Regions from separate parts of the Homo sapiens genome. Here region 2 is linked to region 1. Evidence: read pairs that join two places in POLR2A ChIA-PET (ENCODE). Cell type or tissue: PC-9. All regions are shown on one strand. Links, peaks and the distances in the headings refer to the core of each region. The heading gives the core; the rest is flanking DNA. Region 1 overlaps USP24 (ubiquitin specific peptidase 24). Region 2 overlaps USP24 (ubiquitin specific peptidase 24).

The links. ChIA-PET counts read pairs that join two places held together with the same protein. Peaks named below come from ENCODE experiments on the same cell type or tissue, not always from the same donor. Only the 100,000 strongest peaks of a DNase experiment are listed, where the experiment ranks them.
Region 2: POLR2A ChIA-PET joins it to region 1 with 8 read pairs; 2 of 35 experiments call an interaction of 5 or more read pairs at or near these places.

Annotation. Positions count from the first base shown.
Region 1 is chr1:55,084,026-55,100,322 of GRCh38, forward strand. It overlaps USP24 (ubiquitin specific peptidase 24), which reads right to left. Exons shown (of 68, transcript NM_015306.3): 45 at 15,746-15,844; 46 at 14,451-14,533; 47 at 13,918-14,059; 48 at 13,573-13,692; 49 at 12,927-13,147; 50 at 12,473-12,597; 51 at 11,230-11,371; 52 at 9,912-10,062; 53 at 8,796-8,891; 54 at 7,998-8,101; 55 at 5,602-5,715; 56 at 1,917-2,013. Among named protein-coding and RNA genes, the nearest start is that of PCSK9, 53 kb to the left of the region's middle. In PC-9, for the core only: no CTCF peak of the experiment used is centred there; no DNase peak of the experiment used is centred there.
Region 2 is chr1:55,187,320-55,195,692 of GRCh38, forward strand. All of the region lies in intron 1 of USP24 (ubiquitin specific peptidase 24), which reads right to left. Among named protein-coding and RNA genes, the nearest start is that of USP24, 24 kb to the right of the region's middle. In PC-9, for the core only: no CTCF peak of the experiment used is centred there; a DNase peak (open chromatin) is centred at 4,092.

The DNA of each region.
Region 1 (16,297 bases), core at 8,298-16,297:
ATGCTTTGAAGAGCAAAAACAGAATTATCCATTTTACCTTCCAGAGAAAGATTGGTACCATAGCAATAATTAAAAGAAAAGCTTAGTTTCAGTTCCTAGATTTCAGAGTCAAGGGCATCAATTCTACCGCTGAGTCACATTTTCTCCAGAGCCAGTATCTCTCTGTCTCTTAAAAAAAGGTGGGGTGTTTAGGGAAGACATTTCTGAATCCCTCCCTCCACTACGTTACTTCTTCACATAATCACAGATGCAAAGAATAAAAAACACAGACACAGGCATAGGGGCTGGAAACCAAGCCGATGGAGCAAATGGATAGCAACAGCCTGACAGAATGACAACGGTGATATCGACTCAGCCGTGAACTTACTTGAGAGCCCGCTGACGCCTCATGGAAAGCTTTGAAAAACATTTTATTTGTTTAGAAACCATTTTGGTTATGACATTGCTTCTTCTTTCCCTCCCACCCCAACTGTTTTTGGACAAGTCCCTAGAAATTCATCTGTGATCTAGATTTAAGACCAGGCTTACTACTCTCATTAGTTCGTTTCCTCTGAAGATGGTATTCATACTTCTGCAATATTCCCATCCATCCTGTCACACCCATTATAAATACAGTAAAATTTAGCATTTACATAGCACTTCATTTTCAAAGTACTTTACAAGATAAAGTGGGTGGCAAGAGGCACCATTTCCATTTACGGGGGGAGGGGGGCAAATAGACATGAAAATCCATCAGCTGGGCATCAGACAGAATTCACTGAGCAAATGGCTTCCAAGTGTATGGCCGCCATTCCCTTCTCTTTCTGCCGCCTGCTGTCCTGCCTTTAGAGGCTGGTGGGTAATATGCTACGGCCTGACCCCATCTCTAGGGAGGCTGCACTAACTCTGCCTTTATCCTTTGTTTGGGTTGGTACATGGGAGGAAGGAGGAGAGTGATATGGTCCTTATGTTAAGGATTCTTGATGCATCTTAGAAACTTCCACAGGGAATGGAGCAATGGCATTTGAACTGTCCTCAGCTGCTCCTGTGGCTTGTATTCTATATTTTGCATCTAGGTAGGATTTTGTTTAAAAAATGGTTCTGCTATTTAAGCTGATCAAAACCACTGCCTTACAGTAAACCTCAACTTCCTAATGATTCCCGGAATTGAGATACAGTCTTTGAGGACCTTCCTAAGGGGCATATTTGACTGCCTTGTTCATGGAACTAAGTGCTTGGGTGGCAGGCACTGTATCTGGATCAACATCCTCCTTAAAGGACTTGCTCAAAGTTGCACAGCAAAGCCAACATCTGCATTTGAAGCAGTAATTCCTAGAATCTGTATTTAGTTCATTGAGGCACAATGCCTCCAGCTAATGTTTATAAGAAGCCAATTTGTTGTGAAAATAACATTTTTCAAAGTTTTCCATGTAGTGTCAGCTGTTTGAAACAGCAATCTTGGGAAGTAACTGCTGTACCTGTAAGGACTTAACGCCCCTGGATGAATAGCACTATTTGGTTTGGTTGCCAGCTGCAGGTTTAGATCAGGAAAATAGCTTATGAGGAAAAAGACAAAGCCAGAGGTGGCTCAAAATGTCTGCTGGCCTAGATGAGTCTCTAGACACAGATTAGTCTCAGTTCAGAGAGATCTAATACAAATTCTTGAGAAAGGACTCTGAAAAGGGAGTGTTTCTAGAGAGAAAATCCCAACGCAGACCAAAGCAGGCCTGAATTCCTGGCCTACCCTGGTGTTTGGGATGTGAGGAGGAAGGGACAGAATGCCTTCTCCCTGGCATGTACCAAAAATCAGTTCACAGAAGGTGTATTTATGTGGCAAAATTACCAGACTCCAATCCTAGGCTCTTTCTTATTACCTGCAATTTAAAACATTTGGTAAAAACACAGTGTATAAATAACGTTTTAAAAATGAGACCGACCTTATCCTGATAAAACAAGGCACTGTCTAGGGTTTTCTCCAGAATGGTGGCCACAGCAACTCGTACTTCTCTCACATTGCACTCCAGTAAGAAAATCCTGAAAGAAAGAGAAAGGTGGTGTGAAAAAGCAAGATACATTTCCACAACCTCAACCTTCCCATGATAGGTCCCATCTAATAGCCAAGAAACAAAAGTAGAGTCTCCTGACAGTGTTAGCGCTTATGGGCCAAGTGGAGCTTTCCAAGGTCACTTCACTTCTGCTTATTCCTGCTAACTGTAATGCCACATACCAGCCAAGGCTCTGTTCAAAATTCACTAAGACTCTATGTGGCAACTATGAGAAAGTTTAAAAGATAAGAAGTACTCCCATAATGTTCAGCTCTAGAGGTACAATCAGACTCAGCTGCAATTCTCTTGAAGGGAATACCTAGAGGATGCAAACAGATCCAGAATATGGGGAGCTCTACAGAGCAAACAGTCTACTCCTCAAACAAATGGCACAGCATACAAGGGGCAGGGGGACAAAGGAATGACTGATGGTCAGAAGAGCCTTAAGAGACACAGAAAGCAAAGGCCATGTGTGGACCTCACTGGATCCTGATTTGTGCAAACTCAATGGTAAAATGACACTTCTGAGACCTTTGGAGGAAATCTGAACATGGACTAGATATAAGGTGATATGAAGGAATTATATTAATTTTGTTGGTGTGATAACAGTAAAGTACTTACATTGTTTTTAACTTTGCTGTTAGAGATGAACTTTACCTTCAGATACACGCTGAAAATTTATTGTGAAATGATATAATGTCTGCAATTTAAAATACTTCAGAGAGACAAAAAAGCCTGCATGTGGGTATCCTGTGTGAGAGCTGAGATAGCTAAGGCAAGACAGGCAAATGTCAACAACTTGCCTGGGGCCTGGGTACAGGAGAGGGCTCATTCTGCCTACTTCTGCGTGTGTTTAAACATTTCCACAATAAAAGGCTCTTTAAAAATGTAAAGTATCCTTCATGTTAGTAGTCTGAATTCTTTAGATCAATCTGTAAGCAATATTTACTATGAATTAATTTTTTTACAATTATAATTATGTTTAAAGAATTGCCTTAGAAGACTATACCAAGGGGCTGATCTAAAAGACAATATCTCTTCATGTTTAAAGTTACTAAAATATGAGTATAGTATATATACTTATTTTTTAGTTGCAAAAATGACAACCTATCTTAAAAATTATAAAGAAATAAGTAATTAGAAAAAAAGATCATTAATTCTTCAAACACGAAATCATAGCAATTGATAGTGATGAGTGATTGGTCTTTATAAAGAAAGAAACAAACTATAATAAACTCCATCAGGAAGAATGTAGAAGTAATTCACTGGGATTCTTGAGCATTAGGAATACCAAGAAACCAAACATACTACCCAAAGGACGTTACAGTTTCTCTGGAGATATTTAAAAGCAAGTCTGCTTGGACATAAGGGAATGAATAAAATATTTGCATATTTGCCATGTTCCTTCCAAATGGATGATCTTTCTATAACATTCTAATGCTTGCACAATGCTCAGGAGTCCCGTTGGAAAGATATTTTGGAATCAAACTAGAAAAATGGTTATCTCTAATGCAAACTCTAAAGGGACAGGCGTACAGCACACAGCACTTCAAAGAAATGCTTACTGATTCTTTTTATGAATTATATGGATATATGCATGCATGCCTGAATAAGTATTTGACTGCTTGCTATTTGCCAGCCTCTTTGTGTCTAGTAGGGAATGAACTGAACCTGGCTTCTGCCCTCAAGAAGCTGAAGTTGTAGTAGAGGAGATGGGCAGAAAAAAGGGAGCAGACTAGCAGGCAACATCCGTTAGACTGGGTGACTGGGAACAGCCTCTCAGAGCAAATGCTATTCACGCTGATGTCTGAAGGAGAAGCCACTTACTATGTGAAGAGGGGAGGATGGTGTTCCAGATAAGGAATAACAGGTGCAAGGACCTTGAGGCAGGAAAATAAGCTCGGCAGGTTCAAGGAACCAATGAGCCAGTATGGCTAAAGCCTGACAAGCAGAGAGTGAGTCAAGGAAAGCCTGGAAGGACAAAAACCAGATCAAGCAAGGCCTTGTGGGTAATGGTGAAAATTCTGGATTTTATTCTGAGAGCAACAGGATTCCGCTGAAGAATTTTTAACCAGAGAGGTAATGTGATCTAATTTGTTTGAAAAAGAACAGGTCTGTTGCTGAATGAAATAGATTAGAGGGAAAAGTGCAGATATCAAGTAGGCAAATAAATGTTTGGAGCTCAGACCTAGAGAGGAAGAGGATCAGGGATCAGCAGTTCTGAAAAGATCTCTAACTTACCAGCAGACTGTGATCGCCTTGTGGGAAGAGACTTGCGTTTCTGAATTCCCTGTTGTGTGTTTGTTTTGAGAGAAAACAGAGCATATTTGTATGCTGGCAGAAGTGACAGAAGTGATAGAAAATTCTAGAAAGTAAAGATGCAGGAATTAAGAGTGAGATAATTAAAGGGTCAACTTCCTTGAGAAGGTGTGCACATGTAGAGAGATTCATTTTGAAAGGAGAGAGGATACTTCCTCTACAATAAAGAGAGGAAAGGGCAAGCTGGAACAGACTCTGGCAGGCGTGTGGCATCTGTGGTTGGGGTAGGAAATGCTCATTTGCTAATCTGTACTTTCTCAGTGAAGTCGAGCGGTAAGGAGTGGGCACAGCTGAGGCAGAGTGAAGGAGGAGCCCACTGGGGAATAGAGGAGACAGGACACCAGAGACCACGGCAGTGCTTGCTGGAACCCCACATAAATGTTGAACTTCCAAGGACAAGAGAAGCTGACTTGATGAGGATGATCAGAAGTAAAGTGTAAACATTCATAGTGATTGGAGCATTCTGAATTTCTGCCAGAAAAGCAAATTTTTCTTTTTTAAATTTCAGGTACCTAGGTAGATGTACTATCATAGGTAATATACTACCAGGAGTTTTTTTTTTTTGAGTGGAGTCTCGCTCTGTTGCCAGGCTGGAGTGCAGTGACGCGATCTCAGCTCACTGCAACCTCTGCCTCCTGGGTTCAAGCAATTCTCCTGCCTCAGCCTCCCAAGTAGCTATAGGTGCCCACAACCACGCCCGGCTAATTTTTTGTATTTTTAGTAGAGGCGGGGTTTCACCATGTTGGCCAGGATGGTCTTGATCTCTTGACCTCATGGTCTGCCCGCCGTGGCCTCCCAAAGTGCAGGGATTACAGGTGCGAGCCACTGCACCTGGCCTACCGGTAGATTTTTGAAAAATAATTTTTTAGTCAGAATCCAAACACAGTTAGACAATATTGTGAAATGTGTGGTACTCTGGGATTGTTTCTCTCTTTCCACCAGATTCCGAGTCCCTGAGGGAAGAGACTTGCGTCTCTGACCCCCTTTGAACCATAGCAGGGGTTTAAGACCCACGTGCCTATGAGTACCTGGCAGGCGATCTGCCTCACAGGCTCTTCTTGTGGTCACTGAATACTTGCCTGAGATGATTTTGGAGTGACCTGAATTATTTCCTCACTGTTTCAGTGAAGAGAGTTTAAAATAGACTTTAAGCAGAACAATAATTTCAAGTTGAAATAAAAAGGGTTATAAGAAACTTCAGCTCTAAATCACTGGAAGAGACACAAATTTCTTTTAATTAAAAGACTCCAACACTTACTTTATCAATTCTCGTCCTTCAGAACTAATAAAATATTCAACTAACCACTGACAAGCATCAAAACTTTTTGAAAGCAATGCTTCAATGGTAGCAATCCATTCTTCAGTATCAACCCTTTAAAAAAAAGCAGATACAGCAATGTTAGGAGCATAAGCCCAGCCAATGACCTCATGCAGTGCACTCTTGTTGGTTCTTATCCTTTCTATCTATGAATGTCTCTCTGTATGTCTCTCGTGGGTAGAGTGGAGGGATAAGAGATACTTAATGACTGCCCACTACCATGGCTCAGTGTACTCTGGAAGTCAGTGCTTTGCATTCCTTGGCTCCTTGTGGTGTGGCTCATCTTTCCCCACAAACAAAAAAGTGTAAAGAAGCTTAAGTCTTAGACTTTACCTTCCTTCTGCATCTTCATCAAACAACTCGAATTAGACAAAAGGCCTGAACTATAGCATTTTTTTCATTAATTTACACTCACAAAATGTCCACTTTCAGAATAGCTTACATTGACATTTTTATGCTTTATTGCTAAAATCATTAATATCCTACCTTATGGAATAAAAAAAAAATATTCAGGCAGAAAAAAGGTATAATGACTATTCTACCCAAGCCCTCATAACACCTCCCTTACATCCCCCAATGTCCCAAAATGATCATTGTGTAAAATGGCCATATAAACAAAATGGAAATAGTGGGCCATGTGTAAAGAGCATGAGCAAATTTCACAAACAAAAGTGACCAATCCTATGCCAGGATAGGCATAGTGACTAATTAGTTAATCCTATGCCAGACATTAAAAGAAAGGGATACATTATTTTTTCTTTTTCAGATAATAAAGACTGAGATCACTTAATATATCTTTGATTATTATACATAAAAATGAAGTTGTCACTATATATTTTTTCTGAAGAGTTTCTTGACTGCAAAATCTGTCCAAAAACCTCTCCATACTTGGAGAAGCTCACTTTGCTAGTGAGAGGGAAAAGACTGGGAACTTAAGTAGTCTTTTAACTCTAACTGGTCTCCTCACCCTGGGTCTCCCCTTACTCTAGGTATATTCTACAAACCACTGCTCAATACTCTTCATTCTTCACTCATTTATTCACAGAACAATGACTTATCCAGAACCTATAATGTGCAGGCACCTTACCAGGTGCTGAAGATAAAAACCGATGACGAGGCCAGGCACAGTGGCTCACGCCTGTAATCTCTGCACTTTGGGAGGCCAAGGAAGGCGAATCACCTGAGGCTGGGAGTTCAAGAGTAGTTTGCTCAACACGGCGAAACCCCGTCTCTACTAAAAATACAAAAATTTGCCGGGTGTGGTGGCGCACGCCCATAGTCCAGCTACTTGGGAGGCTGAGGTAGAAGAATCGCTTGAACCCGGGACACAGAGGTTGCAGTGAGCCAAGACTGCACCACTGCACTCCAGTCTGGGCAACAGAGTGAGACTCTGCCTCAAAAACCCAAAAAAACCATAAAACCAATGATGAATAAGATACAGTCAATGTCTGTAAAGTTTCTAAGGCAGAGGTCCCCAAGCCCTGGGCCATGGACCAGTACCGGCCTGGGACCCGTTAGGAACAGGGCCGCACAGCAGGAGGTAAGTGGTGTGCCAGTGAGCATTACAGCCTGAGCTCCACTTCCTGTCAGATCAGTGGCAGCATTAGATTCTCATAGGAGCATGAACCCTATTGTGAACTGCACACATGAGGGATCTAGGCTGTGCGTTCCCTATGAGAATCTAATTGTCCCCCCAACCCTCCCTTTTGTGGAAAAATTGTCTTCCATGAAACCACTCCCTGTTGCTAAAAATATTGGAGGCTGTTGTTCTAAGGCATTACTCTGGACATACTTCCCTGTTCAAAAACCTTTCACGATCTCCCACTGAACACAGCCCAAACTCCCTGCTCTGGCACTAAGGGCACTCAGTGAGTTCTAAACCCAACATTCAGCCTCAGCTCCAGGAGTCTCTCACACGTCCTACTAAAACACAATTAGTCACTCATGGTTCCCTAGGCCAAGTCTTGTCTGTTACTCAGGCTTTCCTTTCTGCCTAAAATGAGCCCTCTGTGTTTCTCTGTTTTGCCTTTCGAAACCCTCTGAGAACATCAGTGTCTTAAAGCCTACTCTAATCTCCTTATCTGGATATGATTTTGCCCAATTCGAAGATGTACAGAATTTATACCTTGGTATAAATTGTCTTTTTAGGTATTTCTCTTTTGTTTGAGCTATTCTTTCCATTAGGTTAGAAGTTTCTTAAAGCTAGAGACCATGTCTTAGTCCTCTGAATAAAATTAGGTAGCTGCTTTCACAATATTTTAATTATAAATTCAACTTCAATTGAATTCACCAGTGCCCTCTGTCACAACAGATTATCAAAACATATCACTTCTCACCTGAGTTTCTTCTTTGTCCGTAGATAAGTTTGAAAAAGGAATTGAATAGCAAGCTGTAAGCTCACCTTTGCCATGCAAGGATAATATGGATGCTTTAATTTAGTCTAAGAGAGGGAAACATGAAAGAGGATATTTTTCACAGAAGTTTTATAGATTATTACACAGTTACGAACTAAATTATGATACACACACAATATATGAATATGATATACACACATGATAAAGTTAAATACTAATAAGAAGAATCTTGCCAGTTCATTATAAAAAAATGTTCCATTTAAATTTTTAAAAAGGTTAAGAAAAGACATTGTCTTCATTTCTTTTATGAAATCCTCTCAAAACAGTTGTTAGACCGCAGGATGTTAAGTCATCAAGAGACTAAGAATGTTGTTTTCCCTTATTGGCAAATTACAATCATGGTACTCAAGGAAAAGTAGTTGAAAGTTAATCTTTAGTCTTGTGATATTTTATTACAAATTAGGAATCTCCACAAAGACCAATATCCATTGACATGAGCTCACAGTTATAGCTATTCTAAGATTCTTTTATAAATCTAAACAAGGGCACTTTAGAAAGCCAGTATGTGGGAAGTCACACCTCCCCACCATCTACATTATACATTCAGAATGCTGCTTGCATTTTAATATTACCCAATACGGGCTACATTCACGGGAAAACCTTTTTGCATCTAACCTGAATGCTAACTACTGAGACTGAGGATGAATCACTGAATGCTTTAGCTAAAGCATATTTAATTGTAACCCTTTCTTATTTCTAACAATCCAGTTAGTTACTTACAGCATTCAATGAAGCTAAAGACAAAACAAAACTGAAATAATCACTACTGTATACATCTCTATTCTTCATAAACTTGAGGTTCTCATCTCTCACCATCTACAAAAGAAGATTAATAATTATTTTTATGAAATGGAAAAATATTCAATATGTGAAGGACATTTCTAATGATATGTAAAAATATAGGTAAAAAGCACTTATAAAAAGTGAATTATAATTTATAATTCCCCTTTCTCAAGTTTTGAACTTTTAAAAGAGGAGAGAGAAAACCTTCCTTTGACATATAAGATGTTATAAGAACTATTATTCATTAAACCATACCCTTTTGGGAAATTCAGGTAAACTGCCATGTGAAGGACAAATGAATTCTAACTTGGTATTTTAGGTAGAAGGGGATAAACAGAGCTCTCCCAAGCACAACCAACTCCATGCTTCCTTTATGTCAGATGGCTTAATTCTCTTTCTTTCTTAATGTAAGACTCGATATTTTTCTCAAATTCTCTTGTTCTAGCTACTGAGCTTTTGATTAATTAGTGTATAAAGTCTGGACTGAGTAGACAGTTCTGAATTTAGATCCTTGTCCTGTGACACTGGCACATACTTCTTCTTTTCTGAACCTGTTTTTCCATCCAAAAAATGAGAATAAAACCTGATACTGCATAATAATCTTTTACAAATTAAAGATGTGCTTAAAGCACGTAGCACACAGTAGGTGTTCAATAAATAATGGCCAATGATTGTTTTATTAGTCCCACTCAAAGGTTATGAACCTTAACTTGTTTTTCTCTCCAGACAAAATAAGTTTATTTCAGCAACACGATTTCTTTACTGCCCACTCCCCACAACTCTGTTTATTTGTGACATTTCACACTCACAGAGCAGGTCAGTGATTGTGCCTGCCAATCATGAGTGTGTATTCATACTTGTGTTCTTAGCACTCCATGGCTCTAGCTCTATGGCCCCCTCTGTGTCGTGGCATAAAAGGTTCATGAGACAAGTGTGTAAGACGATGTAGCCCCAGTGGTACAACTAATCCAGCAGAAGTACTTCTGGACCTACTAGATACATTTTGATGTCCACGTGGATATTCCCCCTTAGAATTTTTTATATGGTTCTTACCTGGTATATTCGAGCAGGCATTTTCTCCACAAACAGTCCTTTCTTCTCGCCTTTTTTAACCAGCTTGGTAAGAATAGACAGCCGGTCATTGTTCGGCCTATGGGGCCGAGGGGATGACTGAGGTGAAATTTCTGGTGAAGATGGAGCTGACCTAAGAGATAGAATCAGAAAACTCTGTCTAGTATAAAGTGGCTATTTTTTCAGTAGTTACTAAGACTTGCCAAATTCACATAAACGGGTATTAGACTATTTGATTATTATACATGTATCGAAACATAAAACTGTACCACATAAATATATACAATCATAATGTAACAATTAAGAAATTAAAAATGCAATACTTTCTAATTAGTTGGGAGAACTGATTGACATTATAGAAGATAAAATAGTGCAGGGCAAATTTAACACAAATTTTTACTTAAGTGGCATATGAGATTTAACATTTAAGCACAAAATGAATTCTTCCTTCATATTATTGTGAGATATCTTTCCCAGCCATTAAAAAAGCAGTGAAATAAACTTATCTTAGAGCCACACACTCAAAGTCGTGTAAGAACAAAGTATTGAACCAAGTTTTCAAATTTAATAAAACACATATAGTCATATTTCTCACATGAAAAAGTAAACACTTTCCTGACCCAATATATTAAAAGGCAAATTCACTGACAATAGGACCTTTAAAAAACAACAACATTCTGACAGTGTTGGCATAGCATTATGCTTTGGACAAAAAGTGTATTCAACAAATGCTGCTAACATTAAAAAAAAAAAAAAAAAAAAGTCCAGGTATGGTGACTTATGCCTATAATCCCAGCACTTTGGGAGGCCTAGATGGGAGTATTGCTTGAGCCCAGGAGTTCCAGACCAGCCTGGGCAACATTGGGAGACCTTATCTTTACAAAAAACAGACAAACCAAATATCTGGGCCTGGTGCCCCTCGCCTGTGGTCCCAGCTATTCAAGAGGCTGAGGTGGAAGGATCGCTTCAGCCTGGGAGGTCGAGGCTGCAGTGAGCTATGATCATGCCACTGCACTCCAGCCTGGGTGACAGAGTGAGACCACACTGTCTCAAAAAAACAAAAAACAAAACACTTCAATTCTAGAATGAAATAACTTACGTGCATGTTTCTAAATATGTAACAACTTCTTGCCAAGAAAATAACCATGAAGCAATAAGGGATTTATTTTCTTTTTGGAATTCTTTTTAGAATTTCTCTCCAGCTTAGCTAATTATCTTTAAAATCTCAAATAGTATATTGTCACAGACCACATCATCACCATAGAAATCACACAGCAAATTACATGGAAGAGACACTTACAGAGAGAGATCCTCAGCTTCCTGCCGTACAACGCTGACTCGACTTTTCTTTGGTAATACTGGGGAGTTCTGATCAGACACCCTTTGGTAGAAAAGCATATAGGCATTCCAGTATCTTCGGCGCACATCAGTGTATGGGTTTGCTTTATAACAAGACATTAAGAAACACATCTGTAAATAAAAGTTTTTCTTGTCTTGACAATCTAAAACAAAGGGCCCATTATTCCAGCAAGTAGTTAACTACTCCCTAAGTTTGTAAAATGCAAAGTATAAGTAAAATGTGAGTGTCTTTAGAGTACTGCTTAGCATGGAAGTCAGGATACTTCAGTTGTGGGCCTAGCTGGATCTCTCACTTGGAAGTGATATAGGTGGGGACAAGGAATAAGGGAGCAGTATGGTAATGGAGTAAGAGAAAGAAGGTAAGTATCCTAGGGAGGTCTAAATGTAAGCAAATAGCAAGTGACATTTAAAAATATGTTCTGTGGCACAAGATGGGATAACTGGCCTCACTTAACCATTTCTGCCAAGATCGGCCAAATCCAGGCAAATTCTGACAATACTATATCCAACTCTTAAAGGTTACCACCATAAGATGCTTAACTATAATGGCATGGTATCAAAATCTAATACAGTGAATCCAATACAGCTAAAAATTTAGAAATACCACTAGAAGATTTCAAAATCAGGTTTCTGAAATGCTAAGGTCTCCACCAAATAGCTTTTTATCAAATAGCAAGTTCTGATTGGGCTGTACTTCTCCTCATACTCTTTTTTCCTGGGAGTGGGGATTGTAGAGGGAAAGACTGCTTTGCCACACTGCATAATAAATATGGTTTTAAAAACACAGGTGCTAGAAATGTCTTCTCTAATTAGTCACACCTCTACATAAGTGAAAAGGAAATCTGAAAATTTTAATGGATAACTACTTCCAAAACTATTTTTAAGGTTCAATTTCAGTATTCATTACTTTCTCTCTGATGCTCATTTCATCCTTTTAACTTACTCCCAGCTCCCCTACCTATCCCTCAAGGTTGTTGTAAGAAATTATTTAAAAAAATTTTTATAAACAGCTTGAACATTTTCACTTTGGTTATTAAAGAGCTTGCTCATGGTTCTATTGCTAGAACAGTAGTACAATAAAAATAACAAAATCTGTTGTGTTTTTATATAAAGAATACTATTAATTTTTATAGAAAACGATAAATAAAAAAACTAATGGAAAATATCCATTTGTAAATACTTACTTTGATCATAAACTTTTGGTCTATATTCTCCTCCAAAGCATTCATACTCCAGGGTCTCGTCATTTAGGTCAAATTCTTCTATAACTGTGTCATTAAATTTATACCACTTTCCTTTTCCACACCCTCTAGAACCCAGAGATCAGACAAACATTATAAGGTTAAAAAAATCAACCTCCTCATCCTTAGCATTGATCTCAATGTATTGTCTACAAATAAAGCAGGTGTTTACCATTTGAAAATATCTAAGAAATATGTAGCAACAATTATTTCAATTTCTAAAACAACTTTTCAAATTGAAGGGGTAAAACCAGTTGCACGAAGCTTTAAAACTTCAAAATGAAACACAGTCAAGAACAATGCCAAAGTGTCCCTGCACCACAGCGGTGAGTATGGATGATAACGGAGAGCAGGGGAGGGCAGAAAGTGAGTAAGTGCTGCCTCAGGAAACTCTTACCGCCTGTCCTTAATGAAGGAATAGTAGTGGCCTGCGTGTGCCTGCCCACTGTGTACGATGACACCGACAAGTTCATAGTTTTCTGTGAGGGCAACCTTTTTTCGTGGGGATCCTCCACCGCCCTGATCCACACTTCGCCCATTTTCCCCAACTTCAGAAGAAGAATCTTGGCGAGCCATTCCTGAAACTGTGTAAGGCTCCATGTTTAGCATCCAGGGAAACTATGTAGAAGCAAAAAGACCATATTAACGTTGATTACTAACATATACAGCAGTACCCAGTTAAGTGAGATCCAAATAAGAGGAAGTGTTTTCCTAGTTTAAGCTAGGAACAACTACCTCACCAGTTCAAGTATAAAATCTCAGAAATGTTAAGTCTGGGAACGTCTAAAGTAGCCTCTGGTTTGAGCCCTAAGGAAGGCATTTTCCTTCATAGTAATCACTAGGATGCCTTCTAGAAATGAGGGCCACTGTTTCCAGATCTGCCTATTCCGGTAACAGCAGCTGCCTAAGATAAGGGGCTCTTCATAATGCTGAGACAACAGCCTTAACATGGTAGACAGAATATGAAAATTGAAAAAGGAAAAAAAAAGAAGTGAGTGAGGAAATGAATGGTTGTGAAAAATTTCAGGAAGAAAAAAAGTTACCCTTATTTGTTCATCATATTTAATGGAGCGTCCGCTTTCCCAGTCAAACCCAAATCTCATTAGGTGAATTACCAAGACGCTAGGTAAAGATTTAATACAGGTCCTTTTCACTGTTATTCTCTAAAGAAAAAAAAAAGGAAAAAGAGCAAATCTGAATGATCTCCATGGAGAAAATAAAACAGCACAGTAATTAATGCAAAGGCCTTTCTGATCCATGTGAAAACAAGTAATGACACAATCTAATGGAAATAACAGTAGGAGCTTAATACTGATTTTACATAAAACAAAGACGCACTATGCGAATAACAAATTAATCTTGTTTTTTAAAAAGGGCAAACATAATACCTTTTCTTTACACTTTTCACAGTAGTACGCATTACTTCCTTCTAGAACTTCTCCTCTAACAAATTGGTCCAAAGAAATTTCCAAACTCTGACAAGAAGTCACTCCTAGATTGAGAGCCATGAAAGCTTCTTCACGCTCATATCTGATTAGGAAATAACAGAAAACCCACAATCAACAATGGAATTTAAAACTCTTCAATTATCATAATACCTAAGCTTGAACACAGAACTACATTTTTAATCTGGGAGTCCCTCAATATTTTAAAAGTCCATTACTAAGTTAAAATGCCACTTTGTGACAATTAAGAATTGCCTAAAATTATGAATTTCAATGAATATTTTCTTAAGCCCACAAAGAAATTTTTTCTCCTTCTGGAAGTAGAAAGCAAAGAAATTTAAGTCACTAAATACTTATAGATCTGTTGACAGGGAGAGAGTTCTAAGTCTCTTAACAAATGCAAAATTTACAACATACTAAACAAATCACTTCAAAAGGATGATCATTTTTCCTGTGTCGGTGATATCTTCACTCACCTGTGAGGACAGTCTTTACAGATCTTCTGATCAGAGTAGATGCCCTGAAATGTATTCTTAAAAATTTGGTCTCTCCCCATTTTCTGTTGGAATGAAAAGTTACAGTTTTAAGTGATGCCTCCTGAACTTATGAGTATACAGAATTTTATTAACACATTGCAATTTAAGGACCAAAACAAAACGCGTCATTCTGGTAGTATCAGCTGTGGTGAATGGAGGCTAAACCCATTATTGGCCCCACTGTCAGAGTGATGCAGACGATCAGAAGAGGAAGAGGAGGAGGGATGGGTCAGGTAGAGCTAATGACAAGAGAGTGTTCTCCAGGGTGATTCTGAATCCTTCTCCCTGTGCTACAAGGACCAAGTTAGGGGCAACTCTCAGCAATCTTTTCTTTTTTCTTGTGGATAGAATGCCATCAATTTGCAAGTTACTTTAAAAAATGGAAGAATTGTGCCTACTGATGAGAGGCCAATGCTGGCAGTGACAGCGGGATCTGAGAAGGCAATACCGTTTAGGAAGTCTGCCACATGGCTTACAGGGTAGAGGTAGAGAGCTTTGGGTTTCAACAGCACCACGAATAACTTTTTAATCTGGCTCCTTTCTCCCCTGTGCCAGAGCACTCTCTGCTCTGCACAGGGCCATCAGCTCACCAGTGACTGCAGCACTCTTCTGAGGCCAGATTATTTCAGTAGACACACAGAAAGAATATGTAGGTAGGAATGGTTATTACTATGTAGTAGAGATTAAGAGTTACATACTTTACTGAGCGTTAGATGAATTAAGAAAATATGCAATTCTAGGCCAGGCATGGTACCTCAAGCCTGTAATCCCAGCACTTTGGGAGGCTGAGGTGGGTGAATCTCTGGAGGCCAGGAGTTTGAGACCAGCCTGGCCAACATGGCGAAACCCAATCTCTGCCAAAAAGTACAAAAATTAGCCGGGCGTGGTGGTGCACACCTGTGATCCCAGCTACTCGGGAGGCTGAGGTGCAAGAATCTCTTGTACCTGGAAGGTAGAGGTTGCAGTGAGCTGAGATTGTGCCACTGCACTCCACTCTGGGTGACAGAGCGAGACTCTGTCTCAAAAAAAAAGAAAAGAAAAAAAAGAGAAAATATACAATTCTATTGATCTGTGTTATGTTTTGATGTTTAAACACAGAATACATTATAGTTCTTATGTTAAAGATAATCAATTTCTGATTCGTCAGTTTCATAGTAACCCCAAATGCTAAGACACTATTCTCATACTATAATTAGAGTTTGAGGGAGTTAGAGGGAAAGTACAACTTTTACTACCTTGAGGTATTCATCCATCTGATCAATGAGACTAGTAAAGAATTCATATGCATCCTGCTGTTCTCTCACATAAAGTTCTTTATTCCACATCTTGAAAATCTATATAACAAAAATTAAATGTTTTTAAAGGAAAAGTAGCAATTTCTGAATGTGGTAGAAAGGGAACATGAAAGAGCACTTAAATGCTTATAAAAATCAGGTTCACTATTAGGATGTGGACATTTCTAGTGAAGTGAGACTAGCTTGTATTCAGCCATCCACCCTTTTTTCTAGTCCCCTTACAATCATAACAAGTCTCTGAAATCAAAAGTGGGTACTGGGTAAGATCTAGGCCATGGAACAGAGAATTTCTCTCTTAGAAACAAATCAACCTATGGGGAAAAACACAAGGTGATCCTCCAATATGTGAAACACAGTAAAGCAATGTTTAAAAATAGTATTCTTGGCCGGATGTGGTGTCTCACGCCTGTAATCCCAGCACTCTGGGAGGCCGAGGCAGGCGGATCACCTGAGGTCGGGAGTTCAAGACTAGCCTGACCAACACGGAGAAAC
Region 2 (8,373 bases), core at 374-8,373, 95 kb after region 1:
AAACACCTACAGTGAACATCATATTTAACTGTGAAATACTGAATGCTTTTCTCTAGATCAGGAATGAGACAAAGATGTCTGCTCTCACAGCTTCCATTCAACACTGCACTGGAGTGTCTAGTCAAGGCAATTAGGCAAAGAAAAAATAAAAGGCATTCAGATTAAAGAGGATGAAATAAAACTACTTCTATTCACTGATGCCATAATTTTGCACAGAGAAAATCCTAAGGAATTCACCAAAATAAATACCAGAATAAATGAGTTCAGCAAGGCTGCAGAATACAGTATCAATATACTGTATTTCTATACACTAACAACTGTATTTCTATACACTAACAATGGGTAATCCTAAAATAAAGAGAATAATTTCATTTACAATAACATTAAAAAGAATAAAATACTTAGGAAGTGCAAGACTTGTACACTGAAAACTACAAAGCATCATTGAAGGAAATTATAAGAACTAAATAAACAAAAAGACATCCTATGTTCATAGATTGGAACTTAAAACTGTTAAGATAACAATATTCCCCAAATTGGTCTACAAATTGAACACAATCCGCATCAAAATTCCAGCTAGTTTCTTTGCAAAAAACGACAATCTAACTTTAAAATTTACAAGGAACCCTGAATAGTCAAAACAACAAAGTTCAAGAATTCACATTTCCCATTTTCAAAACTTACTACAGCGCTATAGTAATCAAGACAATCTGGTACTGGCATAATGAATCAATGGAATATAATGGAGATTTCATAAATAATACCTGGTATTTATGGTCAATTAATTTTTCAGCAAGAGTCACGAGACAACTTAATCTTTCACAAAGACAAAAAAGTAATCCAATGGAGGAAGGACAGTCTTTTCAACAAATGGTGCTGAGACAACTGAATATACACAAGCAAAAGAATGAAATGACCCCACCTCAAGCCACATACAAAAACTAACTCAATGTAACGCAAGACTAAATATTCATGACCTTGGATTAGGTAATTATTTCTTGGAAAAGCAAAAGCAACAAAGAAAAAATAAACTTCATCAAAAATAAAAATTTTTGTGCATCAAAAGTCACCATTAAGAAAGTGAAAAAAAGAATCTACAGAATGAGAAACAGTATTTGCAAATCATAGATCTGATAAAAGATTTGCATATAGAATACAAAAAAAAAACCTTACAACTCAATAAAAAGACAAATAACCTAATAAAAAATGGGCAAAAGATTTGAATAAATGTTTCTCCAAAAAAGATACAAGCGGTTCACAAAAAGATGCTAAGCATCTTCAGGAAAATGCAAATCAAAACCACAAAATACCACTTCACACCTACTAGGATGGCCAAAATTTAAAAAGACAGGAAAGAAGCCGGGCATGGTGGGTCACACCTGTAATCCCAGCACTTTGGGAGGCTGAGGCAGGTGGATTGCCTGAGATCAGGAGTTCGAGACCAGCCTGTCCAACATAGTGAAACCCCGTCTCTACTAAAAATATAAAAAATTAGCTGGGTGTGGTGGTGGGCACCTGTAATCCCAGCTACTAGGGAGGCTGAGGTAGGAGGATTGCTTGAACCTGGGAGGCGGAGGTTGTGGTGAGCAGAGATCGCGCCACCCATTGCACTCCAGCCTGGACAACAAGAGCAAAACTCCATCTCAAAAAAAAAAAAAAAAAAAAAAAAAAAAAAAGACAGGAAATAACAAGTATTGGTGAGAATGTGAAGCAATTGGAAACTTCACACACTGCTGATTGATTATAAAATGGGGCCACCGCTTTCCAAGACAGTTTGGCAGTTCCTCAAAGGTTACTAAGTTTCCACTTGACATAACAATTCCATTCATACAAATATTCATAAGAGAAATGGAAACATATGTCCACATAAAACACGTATACATGAGTGTTCGTGGCAGCATTGTTGCTAACAACCAAAAGGTTTGGAAATTATCCAAATGTCCATTAGAAAGAATGAATGAACAATCCATTTTATGTCCATGTGTTATATCCATACAATGAAGTATTTTTTAGCTCTAAAAATGATCAAAATACTGACAAGTTACAGTATTTTGAATGAACATAGTGAGTTGAATGAATTTCCACAAAAATAAGTTCTGAAGTTCAGTTCTCAATGAACTCCAAAAATATACTAAGTGAAAGAAGCCAGACATAAAAGGCCGCATATTGTATCATTCTGTTTATATGAAATGTTCACAATAGGCAAATCCATAGACACAGAAAGTAGACTGGTGGTTGCCACAGGATGGCAGGAGATAGAAAAAGACAGCATGAGGTTTCTTTTGGAGGTGATGAAAATATTCTCAAAATAAATGGTGGTGATGGTTGCACAATTCTGAATGCACACTTTAAAACGGTGAACTTTATAGTATAAGAATTCTTTCTCAATAAAGCTGTTATTTAAAAGACTTGATTAACAAAAATGAGTTCAATGATTATAGTCACTAAAGAAAGTGGGTATATATCTAAGAACTGCAAAACACAGAGTTGTACCTAATCTGTAATAAAAATCTAACACATATGGCAATTAGCTTTAAAACAGCAATTAAAAAATATTATTATATAAGGCCAGGCACGGTGACTCATGCCTGTAATCCCAGCACTTTGGGAGGCTGAGGGAGGATCACTTGAGGTCAGGAGTTTGAGACCAGCCTGACCAACATGGTGAAACCCCATCTCTACTAAAAATACAAAAATTAGCTGGGGATGGTGGAAGGCACCTGTAATCCCAGCTACTTGGGAAGCTGAGGCAGGAGAATTGCTTGGACCCAGGAGGCGGAGGTTGCGGTGAGCCAAGATTGCACCACTGCACTCTAGCCTGGGTGACAGACCAAGACTCCATCTCAAAAAAAAAAAAAAAAAAAAAGAAAGAAAGAAAATATTATTTAAGACTTGACAGGCGAAATATACCATGTTGCCTCCTAGGCAGTTAACATTCTTGGTCTTAAAACTGGAAGCAACAGCGCGTTATACACAGGGTTAAGGAATGATACAAAGCAGCACTACATTTTCAGGAGTGTGCTGCAAACACAAAGAGATAAGCAACCACAGAGGGGGATAGTATGAACCCATATTTTGGTTGGTTTGATATTTTGAGTTATCACTTTTAAGTAGAGCCTGTCCTTGGCAAAAATTACATACTGACCAAGAGAACACATACAAAGCAGCTCAGTATCGTTCTATTGCAAAATGTCATAGCTCCGAACAGACATAATGTATTGAGCTTTTAATAAGATCTTTGCAATTTAACTTACTATTTTCTCATTAGATGCCAAATCCAAATGATACAAAAGTAACCATTAATGGTCACTGATTATAAATTAATTAAAAACATATTTATTGAGAGTGCTATGCTCCAGACAAAATGCTCAGTGCTGAGGACAAAGATAACGGACACAATTCTTGTCTTTAAAGAAAAGGATAATGTGAAAGTAGAGAAAAGGCTGGTGGATGCCAAACCAGCCTGTGGGTGTCCAGGTATATGTGCAGTGAGAACAAACCTGTACACAGTTGAAGAAGTTTAAAGGAAATCGTGCTCCAGAGAGAAGATTACAGATCAAATTATTTCAAAACCAGTATTTTTCAAGTATATTAATAAAACTTCAACATTTTTAGCCATTTGACTACTTGAGTCAATATCTTTGCTGCTTTTTATGATACTCCATCAACTTCATTTAAAATTGAAAAATAATTTTTATAAAATATTTTACAATATTCATGTAAATCCAGCAGTTGTTAGGAGATGCACAGCTCTGGCACGAAGGTAGAAGAGAAATGAGCTTGCCAACAATTATTGAATGTCACTTTTAACCTGAAAAATTTTTAATAACATTAAATCTTGTGTATTCAGTTGTTCAAGAAAAATAATACAGATGAACTAATGTGTTCAATTATGATTTCTAATTGGTCAGTTTACGATTAAAGTAAGAACAAGTAACATTGTTGGATACATACTCATCTCTTCAGTATTTTAGGCTACTTCCTAAATATGTAATTTTTTTATGCCCACAAATACAAATGAAAATATAAACAAGTCTCTGTAACTGCCATAATGCTTTATAGTGCCATAAATATGCTAGGAATTCAAATAGTTATGATTATGACTTCATCTGTTTGCCAACTGTTTGGACTAAGGCTTAGTATTTACTTACTTATAAGATCAATATGGCACTTTCTTTTTTTTTTTTTTGAGATGGAGTCTCGCTCTGTCACCCACACTGGAGTGCAGTGGCACGGTCTTGACTCACTGCAACCTCTGCCTCCCAGGTTCAAGCGATTCTCCTGTCTCAGCCTCCTGAGTAGCTGGGATTACAGGCGCCTGCCACCACGTCCGGCTAATTTTTTGTATTTTTAGTAGAGACGGTGTTTCACCATGTTGGCCAGGCTGGTCTCAAACTCCTGACCTCGTGATCTGCCCGCCTCTGGCTCCCAAAGCGCTAGGATTACAGGCATGAGCCACCCTGCCTGGCCTGGCACTTTTAATTGTTGCAACTGAAGTTTTTCATGGAATTGATACACAGTCACTGTACAATATTAATCTACCCCCACACAGTTTAGCAAAGATCTTTAAGTTTAAAATATAGATTATTTTGACAAAAATACCTTTCTGCATCCTACCTTTCATATTGCAAATTTTAGTTAGACATGTTTGTACATACGTTGCTATCCATATCCAGAAACTTGCCCGTTTGAAAAACGCAAATGAACCAACATAAGCACAGGTGATATCCTAACTGGGAGTTAAGTACACATGCACACAAAATCTACCTAATCCTTGCAAATGAGCTTTAAAAAATCAACATGCAAGCTTTTAAGTTAATAAGAGAGTTTAATATTTATTTAGAAAAAGTACCCTTATTTTTTTAAAGAGACAATAAACTGATTACTCTTGAACCCAACAAGGATACATTACTGTAATTTAAGCCTTCTTTGTTGAAAGAAGTAAAACCTACTGGGGAGGTACCTACCACCTGCTAGTTTAGAGATAAGCTCCTGTCTGCCCACTGACTCAACAAATACAGATAAAAGAAAATTATTCAACTTAACGGATAAGAGACTACCAGTGTTGCTTAAAGTTTATTTGAATACTAAATTCAATTACTGAACTATGCTATTAACCAACATGTGCTCAAAAGAACCTCTGATCAATATATAGAAAAATGAAGATGACAGACTGATCTCTTCACGATGATTTTAAACAGATTTGTCTATTACTTGTGTATTATAATAAACAATTAGAAACATATATGTGAAGAGCTTAAGGAAAAACATGCAAACATGGGCATTCGATTGCAAGTCACTAATTTATAATACCTTTCATTAAATATTGAGGTTGTCAGTTTTACTAAATATTTTTCAAAGCAATTTGGAGATGGTTATATGCAGATCTGATATTCCCTGTTAATTCAGACTAGAGAAAATAATTCCTAAAATATTGCTTCCTGGAAAAAGAGAAGATGATAAACAAGTAAGTGTATGCAGTCCCCATGTATGAATACATTGTGTCTGAAGTCTGCAAATGTTTTCCTGGAATGCATCTTCATTCCATGTTATGAGTAGTAAATAACTTCCTAAACTATTCAACAAAAGCTGACTTTTGTATGTGGTTCCCTGCATTAACCCTTCTTGGTTATTCAGGTAAAGTCAGTCCTCCACACCCATGGGTTCAACCAATTGTGAACTGAAAATATTTGGGAAAAAATGGATGGTTGCATTTGTATTGAACGGATCTAGACATTTTTTTCTTGTCATTAGTCCTTAAATACATAGAAAGCAATGTATTTACATTTTGTAATTTACATTACAAATAATGTATTTATATACAGTATAACAACTACTTGCATAGCATTTATATTGTATTAGGTATTATAAGTAATCTAGAGATGATTTAAAGTACACAGGAGGATGTGCTTAGGATACATGCAAATACTAAGCCATTTTATATAAGGGATTTGAGCATTTCGGTATCTGTGGGGAGGGCAGGTGGATACAGATTTTGGTATCCCCAAGGGGGTCCTGAAACCAACTCCCCACAGAAACCAAGGGACAACTGTATTTAGAATACAGAGAAGCAAGGTTTTCATGAGAAGAGGTTGTCCTATAATCCAAAGGTGATATCTTACATATAGAGGGTAACCTTCATTTAATATTTAAGGTTTGGGACATACAGATCATCGATTCCAGGATCCAAAAAGTAGGTAGCTGTTCCAGTCCCAATTTCCTTAGGGCATCTCCAGTGACTGCAGTTATGCTGGGCCCTCAGTTTTAGCAGCCAGCAGGAAGGAGGAGAGATATGGTAAAGGGGATTGAGATAAATTCAGATGAGAGCAATATGAGTGAGCAGTAAAGGAGAACTAATACGTCTACTGAGCACCTAGCTGCTACATGTCAGGAACAGCACTAGTAACTATGGAAAAGTGTACATATATTATAATTTAATTATTCTCAAACCTCAGGAGGTAAGAGTTATCATCCTCATTTTTTACATGAGCAAACAAACTGAGGCTCACATAAGGCAAAGTTACTCACCAGAAGTCACATTTCTTATGGTCACTTGCCTAACACCAACAGTCATTAAATGCGTTCAGACTGAAATAAAAATTTAAGTCAAGGTTTCTCCAAATCTCAGGCTCTAGATTAAGCATACTTGAAAGTATTCCAATTCCTCCTAAAATTGGTAGCATAGCATGGCCTCAAAAAACACCAATGCAGAATGGAGGCAAAAATGCTTTTACAAAAAACAGAACTTATATAATGCACCCCAAGCCAAGAATTGGGGAGGTAAGAGAGGACTATCAAGTAAAACTTATTTTCTTCCAAAGCACTAGTATTTTTTAATCCATTAAAACTTAAAGCTCTAGATAAACAGCTATCTAGCAGAAGCAATCAACTTTCATCCTTAATTTTGTTGAAATTTCCTTTACTAAGTATTACCATCTAACAGATCTAATTGTTGATTCTTTCACTACCACTTGCTAGCTGTGTTACCTTGAATAAACTTCTTAATCTATTTGCCTTTGTTTTCCTCAATGAGAAAGAGAGCATGGTGCCCGATTTGCAGGATTCCTACACAGATGAGGGATAATTCATCACAGGGCCAGCTACAACACACAGCAACATAAGAAATAGAAGCCCAGGCTGAGAGCAGTGAGCTCACACCTGTAATCCCAGCAGTTTGGGAGGTTGAGGTGGGTGATCACTTGAGCTCAGAGGGCTGAGGCTGCAGTGAGCCGTGTTCATGCCACTGTACTCCAGGCTGGGCGACAGAGGGAGACCCTGTCTCAAAAAAAAAAGAAAAAAGAAATAGTAGCCTAGTCCACTCCTTAGGCTTCAGATGAATCTTTCTTTGTCCCTCTCTCTCTCTCTCTCTATGCTAGACTCTAACCTTGGTGCCCTCAATGTACTCCAGATTTACCATATCCACAAAGAACTCGGTTTCTGACTCAAATCTGTTACTTCTCTAACATTCCTAACCCCGGAACTGTGTCCTCGTCCCAGCCAGTTGGTCACATCACAGTAATTCTACCTTATAAATTTCTTCTGAATAGTCTGTCCTAGCCAAGCCTGCTTACTTGAGGTCTCTGTCCTGTGTTGCTCGGACTGCTGCAATACTCATATAACTGCCATTCCTTCTACCAGTCCATATCACCACTCCCGTGCCCCCTCCAAAGGGCCACCAGAATGATCTTCCTTAAAACAAAACAAAACAAAACAAAACGAAAACCCTAACCCCAACCCAAACCAAAAAAAGGAAGCTCATCCCATCACTCACTTCCTCAGAAAGCTCCATTTGCTCCCAGCTGCCTAAAGGTGCCTAGAAAGTAAAAGCAAGCTTCTTGCATTGGCAGGCAAGGCTCTCCATCCTCTGATCACAATCCATCACAATATATGGTTTGCCACTTTCCAAACCTTCTGCTGGAGCTACATACAAGGTCCTATCATGAAACCATGTATAGCTGTAGGCTGCTCTCTCTGCCTAGGTGGCCCTTTCTCAGCCTGATAAATTCCTACTTCTTCAAAACCACTTCAAGTATCATCTCTTCAACAAAATTTTCGAGCGTTGAGATTCCTCCAAGCAAAGGAAGGTATTCTGTCTTCTATTTTTACACAGAATTCTCATTCAGTATTTTCCAGAGGCTATGAATACATCTATGAATAAGACAGACATACTCTGCCACTGAATCTTGGAAATCTCCTGTCTTTCAGGGAAAAAGACAAATAAGAAATTACAATTTCTTGTTAGGAGTGTTACTGTAAGAGTATTACGAAAGTACATAAGGAGGCCCATTCAGCCTTTAAAAAGAAGGCAATCTTGCGACATACTATAACATGAACAAGCCTTGAGGACATCATGCTTAGTGAAATAAGGCAGTC